2 separate regions of the Homo sapiens genome follow, and region 1 is linked to region 2. A link is a loop called in an ENCODE intact Hi-C map of the cell type or tissue named here. Cell type or tissue: endothelial cell of umbilical vein. All regions are shown on one strand.

Region 1 (2,500 bases), 360 kb before region 2:
TATAGGGAATGGCTCAGGTACAAGGCTCGGCAGAGTTTTACCGATAAAAGGACAATAGACTGACTGTCCAACACTCATAAGAAGGAAGCCAGCCCTGGGAGTGTGATCTAGCTGGGAACCCAAGTCATCACAGCTGGATTCAGAGTCCCAGGGCTTGCCCCACACTTACTAGCATTTGATGATGAGTCTATCACGCTCCAATCCCAAACTAGAATTCAGTGCCACAGAAGCAGCCCTAGAGGAAACAGTGGGGCAGGATTTCTTTGTTACCCTGCAGGGAGTTCAGGAACAGATATTCTGGGTGTTTTAAGGGTCCTGAGGATTCGCTTTAGTCAGGTACGGTAAGATATACAGACGCGGAAATGGCCATCAGGAAGGAAGTGCATTATACATACAGATCCCTAGAAACTGGGGGCAAGGCATGCTCCATGGGGCCACACATGGAAACATCAGGGTCAGTCAGGAGGCAGAGGGAGTGAGGGGGAAATGTGGGCAGAGCCTTATTGCAGTTTCTGTGGGAAGGAATAGGAGAGGCAGGGTAAGCATGTTTGAAATTGGCTACTTTGAATAATTTCAATGGGGCTCTGGGGACTAGGGACTCTCCCTGGTTGTAGTGTGTCTGCCTCTGGGGTGATGAGGGTAGGAGGATAGTAGCCCAGGGCTACTAATAAAGAACCCCCTTTCATAGGCAGGGGCTCCTGGAAGAGTTGGTTACTATCTCTAGGAATTGGCTAACCTTCCGCAGACCCCCTAGAGTCAGCAAGGCCCCAGAAGTTATGGCATCAGAATACAGAAAATTAAAGTCGTGGTTAATACAATGGGATAGCCACAAGGATTTGTCTAATAGGTTTGCAGGTGCACAGAGAGGTCTCTTTCCCAATTCCCAAAATGGAACTACCACTGTGGGGAGGTTACAAATTGCAAGGAAGAGCTGCCAACTAGTAACATTTCTGCATTTCTTAGGCTTAATTAGTATTATACCCTACATTAAAGAACATTCATGAAAATAAGCCATGCTTATATAGACAAGTATTTTTTCAAATATATTCAATGATATAAATTAAACATCATTGTAAAAGATCTTTACAAACCCAGAAATTATGGGTCATGTAATTTACACTTATTGCCACTAGATGGCACTGTAGCATATTGCTCTTGCAAAAGATGCCAGCTCAGTTCAATTAAGATTTTTTTTTTTTTTTAATAAAACATATGGCTTGCAACTAGTTCTTAATAATGTAAGAATCTGGCCAGGCATGGTGGCTCACACCTGTAATCCCAGTGCTTTGGGAATCAGAGGCAGGAGGGTGGTTTGAGGCCAGGTGTTCAAGATGAGGCTGGACAACATAGTGAGACTCCCCATCTCTACAAAAGATTTTAAAATTTACTGGGTGTGGTGGCACATACCTGTAGTCCTAAAGTTAGGAGGATCCCTTGAGCCCAAGAATTAGGGGTTATAGTGAGCTATGATTGTGCCACTGCACTCCAGCCTCTGCAACAGAGCAAGACCCCATCTCTAAAATACCAATAAATGGTAATAATTCAATAGTCTGATGACTTTTGGAAGATGCAAACATTCTGTTCTTTCCAAAGCTCCTAGAATTAGAGCTTTGCTAAAGCCTGACCCAAATCTCTGAAACTATACAAAAATACATGTATGCCTGCACATGTGTGCATTTGTCTGTTGCGAAAGGGTCCCAGAGCTCTCAGTAGAGTTTTTGAATACTCTGTGGCCTTCCTCCCCATCAGAAAAGAAGCCAAACACCAATCCTCCAATCCCTAGCTAGTCATGCCTGTTTGAGAACTAACCTTCTGAGTTCATCTCTTCATGACGTCTCAAAACTAAATAGGATGGAAAGAAAATAACTTCTCAGGTACCACTTTTTGACATTTAAAATTTTTGTCCCCAGTTTGTGAGAATGGGACAATAAATGCTTTTAATAACAAGGGTTGGGTGTTAGCAAGCTGTAGCAGACCTAGAAGGCCAGATACAAATGTGAGGTGAAGCAGAGATGGGGCAGTGAGTCAGGAGACACTGTCAAGGACCTGTTATTTTGTCTGATAGACACAGAGCAGTGAGTGCAGCAAGAAGCTCTACCAGAAGGAGAAGGTGGGGCGACAGTCCCAGAGCCAGCAGCCTCGAAGCAAGTGCCTGACACTAAGGTCCTAAGTGAAATTCTACCCAACAGGCATGGGGGACAATTTCATTCAGAAATATGGGAGTAACTGACGGAGAAGGAAAACATGTAACCATTCTTACGGTCACAAGTTCTGGTGTGCAAAGGCACGACTTTATCAAGAATTGAACTTTTAGCTCTGATTTCAAGCCTCTATGTTCACATGGTAGCAGGGAGAAAAATATTAATATGAAGCACTACAGCTCTTTTGAACACTTACTGAGTTTGCGGTAAATAAGCCCAATGGGACCTGTGTCTCCAGCTGTAGCATCAAGGCAGGGGTAGCCGGTCCATCTTGCACTCCCCTTGCTGGTGTCTGCTGT
Region 2 (2,500 bases):
GACCAGCCAGAGCATGGCGGCACACGCTTGTAATTTCTGCTACTCAGGAGGCTGAGGCACAAGAATTGCTTGAACCCAGGAGGCAGAGGTTTCAGTGAGCCGAGATTGCACCACTATACTCTAGCCTGAGTGACAGAGTGAGACTGCCTCAAAAAAACAAAAACAAAAATGGTGACTCATCTTCTTATCTCCATTTTACAGATGGGGAAACTGATGTTACAGAGAGGAAGTAACATGTCCAAAGTTTTCTAGCTAATGAGTAGTGGACTGAGATTCAATCCTGGACCCCTTTACCTCCTAAGACCATTTCCTTGTTCTTCTATACAGCATTATCTCCTGATGTAAATGTTAACATAAATGAAACCTAATTTCAAAGATTTATTTTTGGAGCTGGAACTAACAAAACATTCCAAAATCAATTAGCAGCATATTTTTACACTTTTCCTCTATTTTTACACATGAGGACGAAGAGGTCGTGTGAGCAACCATAAACACGTATTGAATCTTTGGATCAGCTACCATCCTTCACCTTTAAGGTTTTATTTTCAATAAATAAAGAACAGAGACTTAGCCTGGCAATAAGTGTGCCTGAAAAATGCTGGTTGGGATAGGAAGTGTTTAAGTAATGAATTAAATCGTGACTTGCTGTGTCAAGGTCTATATTAAAGAGAAACATAAAGGAACATGTGCTTTTGAGAGAAACAGGGCCAGCGTGTGATTTTTCCAAATGCTTTAAGAGCTGTGGTTTCATGTAAGTGTTACTCGCAAGCTGCCCACAAATGCTGCCACCCGGGCTTCCTGTGCCGGGTCTCCCTGGAAAGCCTGAACGAGCTTTGGCACTGAAAATGATCTTGTCCAGGGCCAAGAATTTAACACAATTAAATTTCTCCCTCTTGACTGAGAGGCCTGAAACCTAAAGCTGCAGAAAGGCGGGAAGGAAAGAGAAGTATGAAGGCGAGAGCCCACTACTAGCTCATGGTAGAGGAGTAAATTTCGCCTCCACTCCTGCCTTCCAAGAGCCAGCATCCGGCCAGACGTTTAGTTTCCCTCTTTGTCTTTCCAGACGAGGACAAAGTGCATGCCACTATCTGGTTCTTTCAAGTCTCTAAGAGTCTCTGCCAGATGCTTGGGTTGATATTTTGAAGCAGTAAAAAAGAAAGAAAAGCAGAGAGAGAGGTGACTAATTCTGTGGAGAATGTTTGCTCTTAACATTCTTCTCTAAATATTTGGGTTATTGAAAGGATCTAACAATATCTTATTTTATAAAGAAGCAGAAAAACAGTGATGGCTGGGCCCAGTGGCTCATGCCTGTAATCTCAGCACTTTAGGAGGCTGAGGTAGGATTGCTTGAGGTCAGGAGTTCAAGACCAGTCAGGACAACATAGGGAGACTCCATCTTTACAAAAAATAAAAAATTAGCTGGCCATGGTTAATCCTGGTTAGCACACCTGTAGTCCCAGCTACTTGGGAGGCTGAAGTGGGAGAATGACTTGAGTCTGGGAGGTCAAGGCTGCAGTGAGCCCACCACTGCACTCCAGCTTGGGCAACAGAGCGAGACTTTGTCTCAAACAAAGAAACAAACAAACAAACAGACAGACAAAACAGTGACTCTGAAATCAGAACTAGATTCCTAACCAGCTCTCTTATTTACTGGCTGTGAGCTTTAACCAAGCCATTTATGTGAAGATGTGGTATTTTTATCTGTGAAACGTGAATACTAATACAATACAAAGTACCTCATGCAGCTTAATAAAGAAGAACTACTTTTATTATTATAACTGTAATGAAACTATGTCCTTATTCTGTTGTATTCTGATAAGGATTTCCTTTTGAGATCATAAGCTCAGGGACTCATCTATGAGGAGGGGTGGTGTCTTCCATGAAGGGCTGGATATTTTTGATGATGATCATTCAGGGAAGGCATGTACCCTCAGTTAGGAAACTGAAATTAGACCAGAGAACTACCTCCCTCCCTCTCACTGTCCTGCATCTACAGCTCAAGGAATCCAGATACCCTTACAGGCCCTCCTGAATAGCAAGGTGGAAACAAGGAAGGGGCCACAAGCTGAAGATGATAAGCTGTACGGTGTAAACCAGATCGCATGTCATACAGGCAGCAGATTACAGCAGTGAAGGGTAGAAACCCTGAAGTCAGAACATCTCCCGTTGTGCATTTGAAGCATTAGAAAAGCAAACTCTCCTAGTGGAAGGTGAATTTCAGGACAGAAGGTGGGGTTTGGCGTCTGAGTGCTTCTGCCCAGGTGGAATGGGGCTTATTTCAGTAGATTTCCTTGCAAGTCCTTTAAACTTCTCGAAGCTTTCAGTTACATCTATTGCGCCTCGTGAAAACTCTAAAATAGGAAGTTTGGACATTGTTACTTCTATTTTTATGAGTTAATAAGTTTTAAAGAGATTACATGACTCGCCCAGGATCATGAGATTAGTAAATGGCAATGCCCAAGGAAAATCCAGTTTTTTTAAAAAAAAATTATTCCCAGTC

Evidence for each region. Hi-C counts contacts between places; a loop is a spot of excess contacts. Peaks named below come from ENCODE experiments on the same cell type or tissue, not always from the same donor. Only the 100,000 strongest peaks of a DNase experiment are listed, where the experiment ranks them.
Region 1: it touches region 2 in a loop (4-fold over the local background); 10 of 110 quality-filtered maps call a loop at or near these places.

What each region holds. Positions count from the first base shown.
Region 1 is chr1:244,602,476-244,604,975 of GRCh38, forward strand. The region is part of intron 17 of CATSPERE (catsper channel auxiliary subunit epsilon); the gene reads left to right. Among named protein-coding and RNA genes, the nearest start is that of DESI2, 49 kb to the right of the region's middle. In endothelial cell of umbilical vein, a CTCF peak has its summit at 1,128 (motif pointing right); no DNase peak of the experiment used is centred here; H3K27me3 peaks cover 210 bases.
Region 2 is chr1:244,963,458-244,965,957 of GRCh38, forward strand. LOC124900416 reads right to left here. Exons shown (of 4, transcript XM_054328428.1): 4 at 1,747-2,351. It overlaps EFCAB2-AS1 (EFCAB2 antisense RNA 1), which reads right to left. Exons shown (of 2, transcript NR_111907.1): 2 at 1,747-2,500. Among named protein-coding and RNA genes, the nearest start is that of DRC8, 5.0 kb to the right of the region's middle. In endothelial cell of umbilical vein, no CTCF peak of the experiment used is centred here; DNase peaks (open chromatin) are centred at 214 and 954; H3K27ac peaks cover 2,388 bases.